Regions from separate parts of the Mus musculus genome. Here region 1 is linked to region 2. A link is a loop called in an ENCODE intact Hi-C map of the cell type or tissue named here. Cell type or tissue: heart. All regions are shown on one strand. Each heading gives the region's core, and the rest is flanking DNA. Links, peaks and the distances in the headings are about the cores only.

Region 1 (9,338 bases), core at 781-8,780, 49 kb before region 2:
GCACAAGACAGTGTCTCCGAAAGCCCAAAATATTAATAAAAATAAAATAAACAGCACTCGGGAGGCAGAGGCAGGCGGATTTCTGAGTTCGAGGCCAGCCTGGTCTACAAAGTGAGTTCCAGGACAGCCAGGGCTATACAGAGAAACCCTGTCTCGAAAAACCAAAAAAAAAAAAAAAAACAAACAAACAATTTTTTTAAATGTTATTGAGCTGGGTACAGTGGATGAACCTTTAATCCCAGCACTCAGGAGGCATTGGCAAGTGGAGTTCTAGGCCAGCCTGGTCTACATTAGAATGTTTCAGGACAGCCAGGGCTACGTAGTGAGGCCCTGTTTGGGGAAACTGTCTCAGCAGTGCGGAGCTAATGAATACCTTTAAGCCAGTCACTTGAATTTGACAATTGTTAAATTTTACTGTATCACCTTATCTATATTTTACTAATGCAATTTAAAGGAGATTCCACGGTGGCATTTACCCCTAAATATTTCATTAGAAATGTCTAAAAAAATAAGCACATTTCTGCCACGTAACTCTCAATGCAGTTATCCCACCTGACATTGAACAGTACTTGACTGTCATCCAGAGTCGTTCCCTCTGCAGAGATTGTCCCCAGATGCCTTCTCTTGCTCATTTAAATGAGAATCCAAGCAGACCTGTGGCTCCTTCCTCTGGGACTCCGAATTCTGTCAAGTAGCCTGGCTTTCTTGGTCCACGGCTCCCTTCCCATACTCTGTGACTTGGGGTGGAGGCCCTGGCAGAATGGGGGCGGGGCAGGTCTGGGAGAGGCTGTAGTGGGCGACATCGACATCCATCGGTACCCTGGGCCTCCAGCCTCAGCAGCATCTTCTCTTGCAGCCATGACTTCATTGGGGAGTTCACCACCAGCTACCGGGAGCTGGCACGTGGCCAGAGTCAGTTCAACATCTATGAGGTAAGATGCTCCAGGGGTGGGGTCTCTCCTCATGGGGGTGCTGGGTCAGCAAGGACCCAGGAGCTCTGAGAGGGGTTGGGGCCAGGGATTTCCGGATTGTCTCACAAGGTGGGTTTCATGTTTCCATTTCACAGATCTCCCCACACACCTCATACACCACACACCCAACCATACACCATACCCCCACACAAACACACAGCGCTAAGTCATCTGACTTCCAAGTTCTTGAGTTCCACCCCTTGCAGAACACTTCTGATAGGTCCTTAAGAAAGTCCTGGGTGCGGGCTGGCGAGATGGCTCAGCGGGTAAGAGCACTGACTGCTCTTCTGAAGGTCCTGAGTTCAAATCCCAGCCCCCACAGGGTGGCTCACAACCATCCGTAATGAGATCTGACGCCCACTTCTGGTGTATAATAATGTATAATAATAAATAAATCTTTGGGCCAGAGAAAGCAGGAACTGAACCAGCAGGCCTGACTGGAGCAAGAGGGGTTGACTTGGAGCGAGCAGAGGTCCTAAAATTCAATTCCCAACAACCACATGAAGGCTCACAACCATCTGTACAGCTCTGTATAGCTACAGTGTACTCACATACATAAAAATAAATAAATAAATTTTTATAAAAGTAATTTAATAGCCACTCCCCTCCCCCACACACACACCACCATTCCCCGGCCCTACACACACACCTCCAACACACACCACAGGAAGAGCACCAGGAAGGAAGGGAAAGATGTCTAACAAGCCAAGACCTGAGGTCCCAACTCCAGAGTGGCCCCACGTCTTCAGACAAAGCTTGTGGTCCTCTGGAGGAGTAGCCAGTGCTCTTAACCACTGAACTATCTTTCCGACCTTCATAGTGGTTTTGGGGAAGGAGTCCCCTAGCCCAGGCAAGGCAGACTGTACCTTTCTTTGGGAAGTGGGTGGAGCAGTTATCTCTCTTGGGGTTTGGCTTCCAGTGGCTGTGAAGTCTTGGGTGAAATGGAAATCGGAAGCTGCACAGATGGGGCGGCCGGTTTCCTTCCGTTTCCTCAGACAGCCTCTTTGCAATCAACAAGATACGAGCTGCCTGAGCCAGGGGAAAACCACCTCCGTTTCTGGCGCCCCGCCCCCACCCCCGGGGGGGCAGCTTTGGACCCAAGGGGTGTCACCAGGAGGCCAAGTGGGCCCAGGAAGCCCTTGCTAGAGTCAGGAGTGTGAAAAAGGTCCTCACCAGTCAACACCCCACCTCCAACCCTGAAGCCACCCTGGCGGGACACACTTTTAAAGCAGCTGTTCCTGGGACCCAGCCTCTGCTAAAGAATCACTCAGACGCTGAGCCTCTTCAAGTCCTACTGTCCTTCTGACAGCCCCAGACAAGCCTCCAGTCTCCAACCCCTCCAGTGATCCCCAACAGCACACCCCCCCCCCACCTCCTGAGCTCCCACCATCCTCTGCAGGGTGTGGGGCTTTGCAATAGGATTCTAGTCTCTTCTAACCTCCACAGTGACCAGAATGCTCTGGGTGTGGCTCCGTGTTGCCTTGAAATGAACTTCACCCCACACCCCCACTCTCTAATGTTAAGGCAGATCTCCACTTAAGCTGGCACTGAGTATTAACCTGACCCCATTGTCACCACACCTGAGCCCCACGGGCCTACAGAGGGGAGTGTGCTCCTTCTGTGAAGAGAGGCACGGCTCATGTCTGTCTGGGCCCCGAGCACTGAAGCTGCTGCCTCCCCAAGGACTCTACTGAGTCAATATGGTCCCACTTCTGATCAATATGGTCCCCAGAGGCTTTCTCAAATGTCCCCTCAAGGAAGTCATCACCTTTGCAAGTCTCTACAGGCACACTCTTCTTCCCGAGGTTGTGCCTGGGGCCTTTCCATGACCATGAGACCCTCAGAGGTGGGCCGGTTCATTCTGCATTCCCAGCAGCCTGGTGCACAGGAAACCAGATTTCAGACATGGGGAAAGGTAGCCGCCTAGTGGAGCGGGCCAGTTCCTTGTAGCGTCCCTAGGGGGTGCTGTGGCCCTGTGTGAAGCCTGACAGTCACTTGTAGCTAGAGAGGCTAGGATGAGGGAGGTTCTAGGAAATCCCAGGAGAGCTCAGAGCAGACAGGGTGCTAACTCACTGTCCACTTCGCTCAGATCTGACGCCAACGGTTGCTTTAACATAAAAAAAAAAAAAAAAGAGTAGGTTCAGAGAGCGGAAGTGTGACTGACTACACGTTAATTTAAAGATAATGCCAAAGGCTTCAAAGAAATGTGTCAGGCACGGTTGTGTGTATCTGTGGTCCCCACCACTCAGAAAGCAGAAGCAGGGGAATGTGACCTCAAGGCCAGCCTAGACTACACGGTGAGACCCCTGTCTCAACAATAGAAAGCAAACCAAAATGAGTCTAAGAGGTACTATAAAGAAATCTACACCCCTAAACCGTGTTCTGCTCGCTCCACTCTGCTGCAGGGAACCGTGAAGCAGGGGTCGGAGGTACATTTTGTTCCAAACCCCGAATAAGCTCAGCTGGGTAAACATTAATGTTGAGTCTGCAACTCTGCCCTTCTGCCTGGCAGCCAGGTGGTATTAGAGAAGGCTGCCCCATGGCTAGAGAGGCACTTCTAGGATGTTCAGCATCTCAGACCCAGCCTCAGTCCCCACCTGAGCATGATGCCAGCCCTCCCATTTGAACTTGTCACTCATCCATCACGGGTGACAGCTCTGTACGTATGCACCGCTGGCCTGGAGACAGGTTTCTCTTCCTGTGTCTACCCAGATGGCTGTGTGACTTAAGCAAATCGCCTGGCATCTCTGTGTCCTGGTTCCCTTCGTCTCTGAAGTGGGCATCAATCCTTGTTAGACCGAAGAAACTGCAGTTAAAGACATAGGGAGGGAAGACAGGAAGCTGGTGGCGCACGCCTTTAATCCTAGCACTTGAGAGGCAGAGGCAGATGGTGGATCTCCGAGTTCAAGGCCAGCCTGGTCTACAGAGCAAGTTCCAGGCCAGCCAGAGCTATGTAGGGAATGCCGTCTTGAAAAAACAACAAATAAAAAGACATAGGAAAGATCCCCAAGAGAGGCACGTGGGATATGCCATGTGGGAGAGGGGATAAGAGTTTGAGAACAGCCTGGCTCTGTTGATTGCACACCAGAGAAAGCCCAGATCTCTCGTGTTGAGCCTGGGAACAGAGAGCTCCGTGCAGCATGGCTCACCAGGACAAGGTGGCCCTCCTCCCAGCCCCAGGGCTTCTCCAACACCAGTAACCACAACTACAGCTGGGTCACTGCTCTGAGGCAGCGTCTTGACCTCCCACCCGCTCCCCGAGTGGTGACAACCACCTACAGACTTTACTAGATGTCAGGGGTGAAGGGTGTCACCCACTGTTGTCACTAGTGGGGGGACAGAGACATCCTGAGTCTTTACAGAGCCTACTGTGCGGAGCCTTGTCATGGGACGAGCAGGTTTGGTTTGGAAGCTTCCTACTGTGGGTCAGGGTGGCCCAGAGCCAGGCTCATAGGCTCAGGGCACCCCTGAGTGGGAGCCCCAAGGAGAATGGGGAAGGCAGGACTGCAAATGTGTAGGGGGTAAAAGAGCGGCCCAGCCAGCACAGGCAGGCGTGGGCAGAGTTGTCTTGCAACACCTGGTTGCTCTGGCAGGTTTAAGGGTATTGGGAGACAAAGCTAAAGAAACTGTCTCAGTGTGATGGATACTGGGACTCAGGGTTAATGAGGATGCCCAAGTGCCAGCATCTCACAAAGCCTGGCAAAGCCCTTCCCAAGCTGCGGTCACACCCGTACCCTGCTGGGCTGATGCCCAAGCCACACCCAGGTCTGCTGGGAGCCCCGAAACTGTCCCGACTGCTTTCAAACAGTGGTTACTTTTCCCTACAGGTGATAAATCCAAAAAAGAAAATGAAGAAAAAGAAATACGTGAATTCTGGCACGGTGAGTAGCGCCCCCTGTCGCAATGGAGGGGCATTGCCCTGAGCCAAAAGCCAGGCTGAAGGGCAGGGGTCCCATCTAGGTGAGTGGGTAGCAGAGAACCATCAGCCTCAGGGAATCTCTGCAGGAAGGAAAAGCGGGTGTGCATGTGGGGAATCCCCAGGAACTGGGCACTGTGAGAGGCCACACTGGCATCCACTATCATGGAGAGGAGCAGGGAAGTGACTCAGTCAAGGTTAGACAGCGAAGAGTCATGCAGGAGTCAACTCCACCTTTCATCCTGCGTGGGCAGCAGCAGGCACTGCCGCTGAGTAACTGTTACCACCAGAGACCACTTTGGTCCTTGATTTGTGAGGGCTGGTGGGCTGGACATTCTAACATTCAGCAAATATGTGCTGGGCTCTCAGCAGAACCATACGGGCAAATGACACAGGCAGGAAACGGAAGACCCAGGTCCCTGGTGCTTATAACAGGGGAGGCAGAGGGTTCTTTAGTACCTGCACACACATCAGTGAAATGATTTCAAGAGCTGTGGGGGAAGGTGAAACAGAATGGATCAGATATTGAGAATACATAATAAATATAGAATACAGAATAAATACAGAATAAAGGGACCCAGCCCTCAAAAACAGCATATGCAAAGGCCCTGGGGGCAGCTGTAGATGTGGTTACTGGTGTTGGAGAAGCCCTGGGGCCGGGAGGAGGGCCACCTTGTTCTGGTGAGCCATGCTGCATGACCACACTGCACGGAGCTCTCTGTTCCCATGTTCAACATGAGAGATCTGGGCTTTCTCTGTTGTCTATTCTAGAATGGGTCCGTATATTTGCTATGCAAATGTACCTGGGTTTGTGCCCTCTTTCCCTCCTCTGACCCTTATTCCTGAGAGAGATGTCTCTGTCAGGTAATGTAGTCACTAGGCTCAGAAGAGTTCTCTCCCCGAATCCCATCCTCCTTGGAGCAACCCCACATGTAAAATGGAGCCAGCACTGGGGGTGGTGACAGACCTATGGAAGGTAGGCCTCTGATTGTCCCATACTCCGCTCATGTGTGGGAGAAATGAACCAAGACTCTCCTGTGTACCGCTCCTTCCAATCAAGACTCTTCTGTGTGGGGCTTCTTCACACTCGGGGACTTGGATGCGCTGATGTCCCTGACTGCAGTGTCCCCCAGGTAGAAACAGCATTTGTTTGGGCAGTGCCCTGTGCTCACAGGCCTTCCCCATTCACAATAGAAGCACGCCCAGTCTTTGCCATTAGACCTGGGTAATTCCCCCCCCCCCACCCCAAACACACATCCTAAGTGCCCCAGAGGAGGCAGGACCTCCCCAGAATGGCAGTTCTTTAGATGTGCAACCAAAATGAAAAAGGTCTCGAAACCATTCCTTTTGACCAGCCTTCCTAGCAATGAAGAGAAGGGATCTATTCCAGGCCCCACACGGAGCTAGGAACAGCACAGGCCTCCCAGGGCCTGGGGTGGGGTGGGGCCATCCCTGCTGCGGGGGCACTCATGGGAAGAGTTAAACAAAGTTCCCCAAAGATCCATTGCTCAGACCTGAAGACTCAGAAGCTCGCACTGGCCAGCGTTGGGGCTGGGCAGCTGGACAGGGTGAGAAACTCTGGTGTCTTCTTCAGAGGCTCCACCTGGGCTGTTGCTGCAGCTCTTTCTGGTTGGCTGAGCCACCACCCCTGGGAGGAGGTTCAGTGGCCTCTCAGGTGCTTGGCACACCGTGCCCCTGGGTGTGGCTCTCCGGGACCACTGCACACAGACCTTCTTGTTGAGGGACTTCAGCTTTGTCACAGCTGGCTTAGCTGAGCTGACACTTAGACCACACCAGCCGGGAGGCCTTGGTCTCCGCCCCTCCCCCCCTTCAGGTGCCTTGCTCTTCCTCCTCTCCGTGGCCCAGAATTCTTTGCGGCAGGCTGCCTAAGTGGGCAGAGCCATTGCCACAGTCCCTTGGGGCACAGAAGGCAGGAGGCTTCAAGTCAAGAGGAATCTTGAGTAGGAGGCACCTGTGGGGAAAGGATGGGATACTCAGAGGGTCTTGGGGGTGAAGGGGTAGAGACTGAACAGCACCCCGGAAGGGAGCATGACAGGCAAGGCCAGAGAAGAGAACAGTTCAGAGACAGAGGCGTGGGCTCCATGCCAGTCAGAGACACAGGCATGGACGGGTGGCTGGATCTACATCAGAAAGATTCCCCAGGCCTCCATACTGCAGGCCAGGGCTCTGGGTTTCCCCAGGGCTCACTTGGAGGATGCCTGGTCCCTTACCCCGAGCCCTGTGCTTCAGCAGTTGGGTTATCAAAGTTAAGTTAAATGTGGCTCAATGTCATCCTTGGCTACACAGGAGTTCAAGGGCAGCTCGGGCTAGGTGAGACCCTGTCTTGACATGAAAGTCAGGGAGGTTCTGAATTCAGACCTACTAGGCTCATATTCCCACTGTGCCACATCCTGGCAGCTGCCTTGGAACCTCAGTTTCCTTGGCTGTAAAATGGAGATAAACGTCCTCCGTGGGATGGCCACAGGCACTAGGGAAACCAGTCCCTGAAAACGGCCCACAGGCAGAGTGTGCCATCGGATCCTGGCCATCCCCTGGGCTCTCCACTAACCACACTCCCTTTTTTTCCCAGGTCACCCTGCTTTCCTTTGCGGTAGAGTCAGAGAGTACCTTCCTGGATTACATCAAAGGAGGGTGAGAGAAACAGGGCCTGGCCTCCCCAGCCCCAGGGAGAGGGCAGGGCTCCATACCATGTAACCAGAGCGTGCCCCACAAGGCCCCAACTGGAGCCCAACACTGGGCTCCCAGGAGACTCCACCTTAGAGCTGAGAACTCTGCCTACCTCTGGATTCCAAGCCCAGGACACCTGCCTGGGTCATGTGGAATTCCTGAGCAGAGAGAGGCCCTGGTGGAGGTAGGAGCTCTTGTGACAGAGCCAAGGAGTGGGAGGTAGAAAGTGCTCTGCACAGGCATCAGGAGATGCAGGTTCTAGGTCCCTGTTTGCCTTGAATTTCCTGAGTTACTGTGGGTGAGTCATGTTCTTTCTGTGAGTATCGCTCCTGCCAGAGTTTAAGTGTGGGGCAAGGAACCTGTCGGGAGGGACATTAGGGGACAGTCCCAGGGACAGCAGGTGTCCAACCCCAAGCTGAAAGAGCAAAAGGAACTGCAGAGGGGTGACCTCCAGGCCATGACAGGCAGCACAGCCAGGCTGCCTCAGCCAAGAGCTTACTAGAAATGGCCCGATTCCAAAGAGGGGCCTCCCTGGTACACTCCCTGCAGGCGGCTGCCAGGTCAGGGCGTGGGCAGCCGAGAGCCCACAGGTGCAGGTGAGGGATGACTGCCCCTGCCTGAGAGGAGCCAGGCAGGGCAGCTACCCAGGGCGCATCCCAGCCCGGCAGGAGAGGTTTGAGGCTTTTTTTTTTCTTTCTTTCTTTAATGCAAGAAAAGTGCTGTACCCCTGAGCTGTGCCCCCAGCTCTGCAAAGGCAGCCATAGTGGATCCATGCAGAGAGGCTAGAGGAGGCCTTTGGATACCCAGATACACACACCCTCTGGGTATCCAAAGGCCTCCTCTAGCCTTTCTGCATTAAAGAAGAAAAAAAAAATGCCCCAAACCTCTCTTCTATATTCCATTAAGCAGCCAACCTTCATCTTCCTAGCACCTGGCAATCTTCAAACAAGCCACATTTTGCTCTCCATCTCATTTGCATAGCACTCCTGATTTACATAGCGGGCGGGACTGAGACCTTATCTCCATTCTGCACCACCTGAGTGCTGTCCCGGCTCCTATTGTTCCTGGCTGATTAGTAATGCTAGCCTCCTAGGCTGTGTCCCAGTGGGGCTGGATACGATAAAAGCTGATCATGGGATGGCCATGATGGAGGCAAGGGGCTGCTAAAACCACAGGCACGTTCAGGAGCAGAGGGAGTGTGTCCCGGCAGGAGGCATCCTGGCTTCCCTCCCCTGCCGGCTGAACCAAAAAGGAATAAAAATGAGATTCCTGGGCCAGACGTTCTCCCTGTCACCTGTATTTTCTGTCGACTTAGAGACTGGGTGTAGTGGTGCAACCTTTAATCCAAGCAATCGAAAGGCAAAGGTGGAAGGCTTTTCATGAGTTCAAGACCAGCCTGGTAACATAGCAAGTTCTAAGCTAGCCAGAGCTGCACACCGAATCCCCATCTCAAAACTAAGTGAAAAAGAAAACAAAGAGAAAGAACTAGGGTAGAGCTGTAGAAGCTCAGGTTCTGGGTTGGGTTTTGGGCCAGACAGCATTGTGGGTAGTATCCTGTTCTTCCCTCTCAAGGTGCTTAGCGTGGATTTTGACTCTGTCATGTTTTAACCATTAATCTGAATTTGAACCAGAAACCCAGTGAGCCCTGACCTCACCTGCTCAAAGGAGGTTGGGCACAAAGGAGGCCAAGTTCAGAGAGAAAGGGACAGCCGGCCGTGCGTGCTCACACAACATAATCAGCCCCACCCCCACCCCTTGTATTC
Region 2 (9,338 bases), core at 415-8,414:
TGGCTCACAGCCATCCGTGGCGAGATCTGACTCCCTCTTCTGGAGTGTCTGAGGACAGCTACAATGTACTTACATATAATAAATAAATAAATCTTAATTTAAAAAAAAAAAAAAAAACAAAAAAAAAAAAAAACAAAAACTCTCAACCCTTATGCCAAACACATGTTGGCTTACACCTTTAATCCCAGCACTCGGGAGGCTGAGGACAGTGGATTCTATGTGTTCAAGGCTAGCCTGGTCTACAGAGTGAGTTCCCAGACAACCAGGACTACACAGAAAACCACTGTGAGGGTTGGGGGGAGGGAAGTTGAACCTATTTTGAATTTCCAAATTCCATGTGTAATTTCTAGACAGGAACTAGTTTTGGCCTAAGGGATGATTTTATATATTAAATCCAAGAAGTCCCATGGGTTTAATCTACACCCAGGCTTCACCTTTAGAAATAACCCAAATCGGGGCTGGAGAGATGGCTCAGCGGTTAAGAGCATTGACTGCTCTTCCAGAGGTCCTGAGTTCAATTCCCAGCAACCACATGGTGGCTCACAACCATCTGTAACGGGATCTGGTGTCTCTGAAGACCGCTACAGTGTACTCATATGTGTGTGTATGTATGTGTGTGTGTATATATATAATAAAATCTTTAAAAAAAAAAAGAAAGCAAGAAAAGAAAGAAAGAAAGAACCAAAGTCTTTCATACATCAAGAAACAGGGAAATTTTTTTGTTTGGTTTTTTTTTTTTTTTTTTTTTTTTTTTGGTTTTTTGAGACAGGGTTTCTCTGTACAGCCCTGGCTGTCCTGGAACTCACTTTGTAGACCAGGCTAGCCTCAAACTCAGAAATCCGCCTGCCTCTGCTTCCCGAGTGCTGGGATTAAAGCTGTGCACCACCATGCCCAGCGAAATTATTTATAATGACAAGAAAAATTATCTGAGACTTGAGACTAAGTCAAAAAGGTAAGATCATACTCTATGATTGCATGACCATCCAGAGGTGGAAAACAGCCATGAACTGTCCGTACCAGGGGAATGGACTGGTCATATCTCACTGTCTTCTTTTTGGTTTTTGAGACAGGATCTCACTCTGAAGCCCTGGCTAGCCTGGAACTTGATATGTAGACCAAACTAGTCTCATTGATGAAAAGGTCCAGTCTCAGGCCAGGAGACAGCTTAGTAGGGTAAAAGTTCTCGCTGTGTGTTGTGAAGCAATTGCCTCTGAATCGAAACATTCCTGCCAGTAGACAGAGGGAGTCAGGAGACTCTTCTAGCAGAAGTCACGTGTGTAGGGAAGCTGAAGCTTGCAGGGCTCTGGAGGGAGCCTTCCCAGATTTATAGAATAAGTAAACAACCTGTGTGGGAGGAGACACTGACCAGCCCCAGGCAGAGAGGAGATTCTTGCACTGCCTGTAAACTATGCAGTGCTCCAGAATTACTGCGAGTTAGGGTGGGGCACTCTGATAATACAGCTGCTTCTGGGCCATCCTGCTTCTGTAACTCTGCGCCCCTACTCCTGTTAGGAACCCCAATAAAAACTCATTGGTTCAACTATTTGGACCTTGGTCTGTCATGGATTCTCTGCATACAGCCAGTAGCTCTGTGTGTGTGCATGTGTGATTGTGTGTGTGTTGAATGTGTGCATGTGCATATGTGTGGGATGTGTGTGTGGAATGTGCATGTATATATGTGTGCTGTACATATGCATGTGTGTGTGCTTGTGGAATACATATGTATGTGTGGTTGTGTGTGTGTACATGTGTATGTTGCAGCTCCCCTGAAATAGTCTTTCACATACTACCAAGCAAGCCTGAGTTTGATCTTCAAACACCATGTTAAAGGCTAGATTTGGGTGACTCGCCTGTAATCCCAACACTTCAGGATGGGAGACAAAGACAGGAGAATTGGCCAGAAGCTTGAACTGCACAGTGGCAGAAACACACACGCACAAGAACACACCCATGCACGAATACACACACATCTTATTTTTAAAAGTCCCAGACATACTGAAGTCACTCATTAACTTGAAAGTTTCATCTAGGAAAGATGAAGTCAGTTTCTGGCGAGGATTCAGGGCCTGTTGGACATTAGCCATCTTTTCAAATTGAACCGAGCCACGTTACCCTCACTGCCTACAAGTCTCTGAGCTCAAGGGCTCTGTGCCCTGCTCATGACATTTCGCTATAATCCCTGGTTAATTAGTAATAAATTAGATAAGATCTTTCTTTGGCTGGTGAGATGGCTCACCAGGTAAAGGTGCTTGCCTCTGAGCCTAACAACCTGAGTTTGACCCCATGGAAGGAAAGAACCAATTCATACAGGTTGCCCTCTGACCTCCACACATGCACTGTGGCGTGCATGCTCCCACCCACCTGCACACAAGATGGATATGTAGAAGGGATGACTTCAAACTTATGACCCTCCTGCCCCCAGCTCCTGAGTGCTGGGGTCACATGTGCTACCATGCTCACTTTATCTGGTGGCAAGAACTGAACCTGGGGCCTTGTGCATGGTAGGCAAGTGCGTTACCAACTGAGCCATACCTGGGTCCCTATAGCAACCGTCCAGATAGGGAAAGGACAAAATGGAATGTGGAGTGACACCTAGAAGTAGCAGCAGACCCCCGCATGCCCTTTTGCACTAAATAAGAAGAAATCGTCAGCCATGTTGGTCTGGACCACGGGCCAAAGCCTCTTACTGAAAGCCACACTGTGGTCCCTCGGGAGACTTACACTCATTAACCTGTTTCAGTCCCTAGTACTCTGACTGTTCCCCAAGATGAATATCCCTGTTCTAAACACCCCAAGTCAAGTGTGGTGAGCCTACCGGTCATCCCAGGACTGGGGAGGCTGAAGCAAGAGAATTGAGACCAAACGGTGCTACATAGAGAGACCTGTCTCGAAAATCTCTCTCACAAGGGTTGGAAAGATGGCCCAGCAGTTAGCAGTGCATACTATTCATACAGAGAACCCATGTTTGGTTCCCAGCACCCATGTCAGGTGGCTTACAGCTGCATGTAACTCCAGGACCGTCTTCTGGACTCTGTGGTACCTATGTATCACTGTACACAAGTCCATACGTATGCACATTATTGGGGGTTTGGGAGCAGGGGTGAGACAGGGTTTCATTGTGTAACCCAGGCTGGCCTCCAACTCACAGAGATCCACCTGCCTCTGTCTCTTAAGCACTGGAATTAAAGGTGTGTGCCACCCCTACCCAGTGTCACACTATTAAAAATAATAGAAATAGAAGGAGTGGATACTCACAGTCAGCTATTGGTTGGATCACAGGGCCCCCAATGGAGGAGCTAGAGAAAGTATCCAAGGAGCTAAAGGGATCTGCAACCCTATAGGTGGAACAACATTATGAACTAACCAGTACCCCGGAGCTCTTGACTCTAGTTGCATATGTATCAAAAGATGGCCTAGTCGGCCATCACTGGAAAGAGAGGCCCATTGGACACGCAAACTTTATATGCCCCAGTACAGGGGAACGCCAGGGCCAAAAAGTGGGAGTGGGTGGGTAGGGGAGTGGGGAGGAGGGTATGGGGGACTTTTGGGATAGCATTGGAAATGTAAATGAGGAAAATACCTAATTAAAAAAAAAAGGATTGAAAAAAAAAAAGAAAAAAAAAATAGAAATAGCCAAGCATAGTAGGCAGAGACTGAACTCTGTGAGTTCAAGGACAGCCTGGTCTGTACAATGAGTTCCAAGACATCCAGGGCTGTATAGAGAGGCCCTGTCTCATAATAATAATAGTAATAATAATAGTAGTAATAATAAGTCTTTTAAAACACTCACACATCACTATATTTGAGTTATTTCTGGGGCACAAAGTTCTCTCCTTTGTTAAAATGCAAATGTTTCCAGGAAAGGGTAATATTTTAAGCCTCATCAGTCACCTATGTGTTGGTATAAACAAATTCTTAATACTATCTGAGAGTGAATTTGGATGCAGGAGGGAATAAGCAAGCAAGCTAAGCCTTAGAATAGGAAAATTCAAGAATCTGCACGAAAGGATTCCAGGTGTGATTCCAGGGCCCCATGCTCACCGCCAGATCCTCCCGGGTAACAAAGCCCCTTTCCTTGGCTCCACAGTCCTGGAAGAAGCCCTGAAGCTCCGCATCAGCATCAGAGGGCCAGGACTCAGCCTCCGCGGCCACGGGGGCATCCTGACCGTCAGCTGGCTCTCGTGCCTGCCTCCGCCGGCTGGATGCCAGCTTCCGGCCTTTTCTGGACACTCCCTTTCCTTTCTCCATTGTGCCTCAGGCCTGGGGACAGAGGAGAAAAGGGTGATGAACCACTGAATCCATCCCCGTTCCCCAGCTACTGAGCACAGCCAGTGTCCCCATCCTTCCATGGCTGACAGAGCCCCTGCATAGCCTGGTCCACATCCACCTGCTCAAGCCCCTGCCCTGTGGAAGACCCCCTTCACTTCCAGCTGCCTTCTGAGCTCTTCGCCTAACTCCTCCAGTCTCTGTGCCAGTCTGGAAGCCTGCACTGACAGCTGCAGGAGGAACACAAGACAGGAAGGTCCTGCCTTCGAATCTTTGGGATTTTGCTGTCTGGAGGCAGAATTGCTCCTGGACAACTCCTGCTGTCCTTGCTCCAGCTCAGGTTCTGGACTCCAACAGCATCAGAGTAACTGATCTTAAGCTCTACTGTTCCCTCCTCAGCCTCATCCCTCCATCTTTCCCCCCTTTCAATACATTGTATGTGTGTGTGTGTTGTGTTATGTGTATGTGTGTATATGTACATGTATATGTATTTGTGTATATGCATGTGTGTATATGTATGTATATTATGTGTATATTTGTATATGTATGTATTTGTGTATATGTGTGTATATGTGTATATGTATTTGTGTATATGTGTATGTGTGTACATGTGTATATGTATTTGTATATATTTATATATGCATGTGTACATGTGTGTATGTGTGTATATGTATTTGTGCATATGCATATATGTGTATATATGTGTGCATGTATATGTATATATATATACATATACACATATATGTGTGTGTGTCCATATGTATGTATGAGTGTATATGTACATATCGGTGTATGTGTATAAGTGTATGGGTGGTGAAAATGTGTATTATGTGAATGTATATGTATTTGTGCATATGTTTGCATATGTGTATGTATATGTTGTATACATGTATATATATTTGTGTGTATATACATATGTATATATGTGTATATATGTATGTACATGTATATATGTATGTATATGTGTGTATATGTGTGCATATATATTTGTGTATATATGTCTGTATACATGTGTATATGTGGGTGTGTATGTATGTGTGTATGTGTCCATGTAGGTATGTATGTATATATACGTATGTGTGTATGTGTATATATGTGTGTGCATATATGGTGTGTGTGTTCCCAGATGCCAGAGGAGGACACAAGATGCCCTATTCTCACTGTCTGCCTTACTCCATTGAGACGGGGTCTCTCAAAGAACCTAGAACTGGCTAGACTGGCCAGCAAGTCAGCCCCAGTGATCTTCTGTTACTGTTGGGGGAGGGAGCTCACAGGCACATGTGGCCATGCCTGGCTTTTACATACATGCTGGGGATTTGAACTTTGGTCCTTATGCTGGTGCCCCATGCGCTCTTACCCACTGATCCCTGGCTCTCATTTCTCTCCTTAACACAAATGGAAGTGTCCCTGCCTCTCCCGTTCTTAGGGTCTACATGACACAGCTTCTTCTTCCTTCCAAGTGTCCGCATCGTCTGTGGGAACCACTTGAGACCCACTGATGGTTCCCTGAACACCAGACTTCCTCCCATCCCAGTTCCCTACATCCCAAAGCACCACCCCATCTAGCTAACACTTTCCAGTCTCAGTCACCATCCCCACATGGCTGCCACCAGCCACTTCCAAGCCCTCTCTGCAGGCACCCCCATGCTTCCAGCTGGACACTAAGGCTGGGCCCCTTGCACTAGTGAAGTGGAAGACACTGATACCCAGGGTGTCGGGACATGAGCGGAGTGGAGAGGAGGCTGGTGGTATTTGAGGAAGAGTATAGGATTTGCAGAAGGATTGGAAGGTTGGGAGGGGGAAGCAGATTCCAACGGAGCTCAAGATGGAAGGTTACAGGCTGAGAGGAGCTCAGAGGGTCTGCTGCAGGGATGGTGGCCAATCTAAGGGACAGGAGACAGTCGCAAATCCTCTCCTGGATGAGCCCCACCCCCACCCCATCCCCTACAACAGCACAGAGCTCAAAGGAGGCAACCTCATTCCCTGTATAGTCCTAAAGTTTAATGAAAATGTTCACTCTGTGTGTCTGTGTGTGTGTGTCCAGCCTTATGCTGCAGGCAGCAGCAGATCTGGCATCTCTGGGCCTCTCCCTGCCAAAGGACAGTCACAACACACACCAATACTGGTGAAAGGAAGAAAGAAAGAAAGAAAGAAAGAAAGAAAGAAAGAAAGAAAGAAAGAAAGGAGGGAGGGAGAGAGGGAGAGGGAGAGAGAGAAAGGAAGGAAGAAAGAAATAAAGAAAGAAAGAAAGAAGGGAGGGAGGGAGGGAGGGAGAGAGGGAGAGGGAGAGAGAGATAGAGAAAGGAAGGAAGAAAGAAAGAAAGAAAGAAAGAAAGAAAGAAAGAAAGAAAGAAAGAAAGAAAGAAAAAGAGACTGAAGAGAAATGAACTTAGAGATGATACACAATCTCCAACTGGGTTCCCTAGCTAAAAAGGGAGGGGAAAGGGGGATCTGGAGCCAGGTGCAGAGGCGCACACCCGCTACCTCATCCATCACTCACAAGGCCAGAGCTGAGGAGAGCGCCAGCTGTGCAGGCCTGAGGTCCTGACTTCAAACACCTGGCACCACATAACAAAGTCAGAAAGGACTGCATGCCTCTGACCCAAAGATGGGGGTTAAGCAGGTGGACGCTGGGAGGCTGCCAGCCCCTCTAGCCAAAGCTATGAGCATCTAATTGAGACCAGATTCCTTTTCTTAAGGACAGAGAGAAACGGAGGATCACAGCAGGCAACACACTTTGGCCCATGCATGTGTGTACATGGACACATATACCCATTCAACACATATGCACATGCATGTACACACACACACACACACACGCGTGTGTGTATATATGTGTATATGTATATATATATGCGCATGCATGCTGGTGAGATGGCCCAGCAGATAAAAGCGCTTGTCACCAAGCATGCCTTGAGTTTGAACTTCAGAATACACATGGTAAAATAAGAGAACTGACCCTGTAGGCTCCTCACTAACCTACACACACACACACACACACACACACTTAAATAAATGATTTTTTGAGATATACTTAGGAAACAACTACAGAAATGTGAACATAGGTTATATCTGAAACCATTACTTCCCATGGGTTCACTCGGCACGCTGAAGGCATTAGAGTCAGGATGGGACCCTCTTTTAAGACTTTGATTGAGCCAGGCGTGGTAGCACACATTTTAATCCCAGCACTCCAGAGGTAGAGACAGAAGGATCTCTGAGTTCAGTGGCAGCCTGGTCTCCACAGTGAGTTCGGGGCCAGCCAGGGCTGCATGGGAAGACCCTGTCCACAAAGATATCTGCTGGGGAGGGGTGATCCTGTCACCTGCCTTCCGACTGTTACAGTAAACACACAGACGTCAGAGAGTGTGGGTGCAGAGGGGCACGTGGATAAGAAGTAAACTGGGGCAAATGCCTCCGTCTCACAGTATATTGGTCAGTGGGACAAGTGACGCCAGGGTATATCAGTCACTGCTATCAGCCCAGTTCTGCAGATTTCTAGGAAAAGGCTAGAAAGTCCTTGCATTCAGCCGCCTGAATGTCACCAGTATTTTCTGCATGTGTCACCCCTATACTGCACCAAACAGTGATGGGGCATGTACCCCTCCTTGGCCACATTCACCCACACCCAGAAAGCCACTGTCCACCTCCCTACAACATCCCCCTAAGAGGAAAGCCCCTCCCCTTTATGACTGTTAGGGGGCAGCTCCAGCCTCAAGGACATACAGTCAAGGAGAGACCTGCTGAGGGCAGGTAACAGTAGAGGCCTAGAGTCAAGGGAAAGGAGGCTCTATGGGGAGCGAGCTCTGAAGTCAGGTGGAGCTCTTCTTTCCCTCCTGGCCCTGCTCTCTCCAGTAAGGCAGCCTCAGGCAACCCACTCACCCTCTCAGTGACTCAGTTTCCTCACTAGAAGCAGACAAGTATCTGGGTGTGGTGATGTCTGCCAATAATCCCTGGGAGGCTAAGACAGAGACCACAGTGCATTCAAGACCAGCGTATTCTACAGAGTGAGACCTTGCCTCTCTCTCTCTCTCTCTCTCTCTCTCTCTCACACACACACACACACACACACACATACACACACAGTCATACATACTTAAACACATGTTCACGCTCATGCCCACACACACTCATACACACTTACATATGCATACACATTCACACACACATACACACATTCACACATACATGCTCAACACACATACACTCATACACACTCTCACACACTCACAGACATACTCACACATGCTCTCTAAAACACGCAATCACACACAGAGACATACTCACGCTCACAAGCTCACAGACACACACACACATACACACTCACATACAAGCTAAGGAAAAGCAAAAATCAGAGTAACATTTACCACCAGAATCATGTGAGGCTCAAGCAAGAAAATTAAAGTTAAAACCACGCCACCCCAGCAAGGAGTACCCCCTTTCTGGTTCCACTTTCTCAATTTCCATTCTCAGAAACGTCTTCAACTCGTTTATCCTGCAAATTCGAATCACCTTTTACTAAACTATACACCAGTGCTTGGCATTCAGCTGGCAGTTAGCAAATATTTGTTGGCCCTGATCGAGTTGGGTGTCGGGTCCCCGGGGACTGCTGGGTAAAGGCCACATTGACAACAGTGATGATGTCACTGATGGGCATGAGGCTCAAAGTCGTCCAAGTAACAGCTGGGCTCCACACAGAGCCAACCAGAAACTGAAGGAGTGAGTCTCCTTGAAACTGGCTGCCTGTCTCACCCAGGACGGACCTCCCCAGGGCCGTTTCTGGAACCACGACTCTGTAAGGAAGCGGACACACCAGGGAAGCAGCCCTGGATGGGACAAAGACTTCAGAGCTGTCCACATGCAGGCCAGCTGTGCTTCCTGGGCAGCCAGGGCTGGCCCTGAGCTCAGAAAGTCACAGAAGCACCGTGTACTCCCTGTGAGCGGATAAAGGCACAGACCTGGCCAGATGAGGCTCCTGCAGTAATGGACCTCCAGAGGCAGAGGAGTTCAAATCCCCAAATAAGCTCTTCGAATGTGGGGAACACCTCTCTGCAGTGTGTTCCCAGAAGTCC

The links. Hi-C counts contacts between places; a loop is a spot of excess contacts. Peaks named below come from ENCODE experiments on the same cell type or tissue, not always from the same donor. Only the 100,000 strongest peaks of a DNase experiment are listed, where the experiment ranks them.
Region 1: it touches region 2 in a loop (2.0-fold over the local background); 4 of 42 quality-filtered maps call a loop at or near these places.

Annotation. Positions count from the first base shown.
Region 1 is chr17:29,164,919-29,174,256 of GRCm38, reverse strand. It overlaps Cpne5 (copine V), which reads left to right. Exons shown (of 21, transcript NM_153166.2): 12 at 857-932; 13 at 4,799-4,852; 14 at 7,478-7,539. Among named protein-coding and RNA genes, the nearest start is that of Rab44, 55 kb to the right of the region's middle. In heart, for the core only: a CTCF peak has its summit at 4,875; DNase peaks (open chromatin) are centred at 904, 1,956, 2,916 and 6,653; H3K27ac peaks cover 1,415 bases; H3K27me3 peaks cover 416 bases.
Region 2 is chr17:29,115,764-29,125,101 of GRCm38, reverse strand. Rab44 (RAB44, member RAS oncogene family) reads right to left here. Exons shown (of 14, transcript NM_001364848.1): 2 at 4,042-4,260. The coding sequence starts at 4,248. Among named protein-coding and RNA genes, the nearest start is that of Rab44, 6.3 kb to the right of the region's middle. In heart, for the core only: no CTCF peak of the experiment used is centred there; a DNase peak (open chromatin) is centred at 4,221; H3K27me3 peaks cover 406 bases.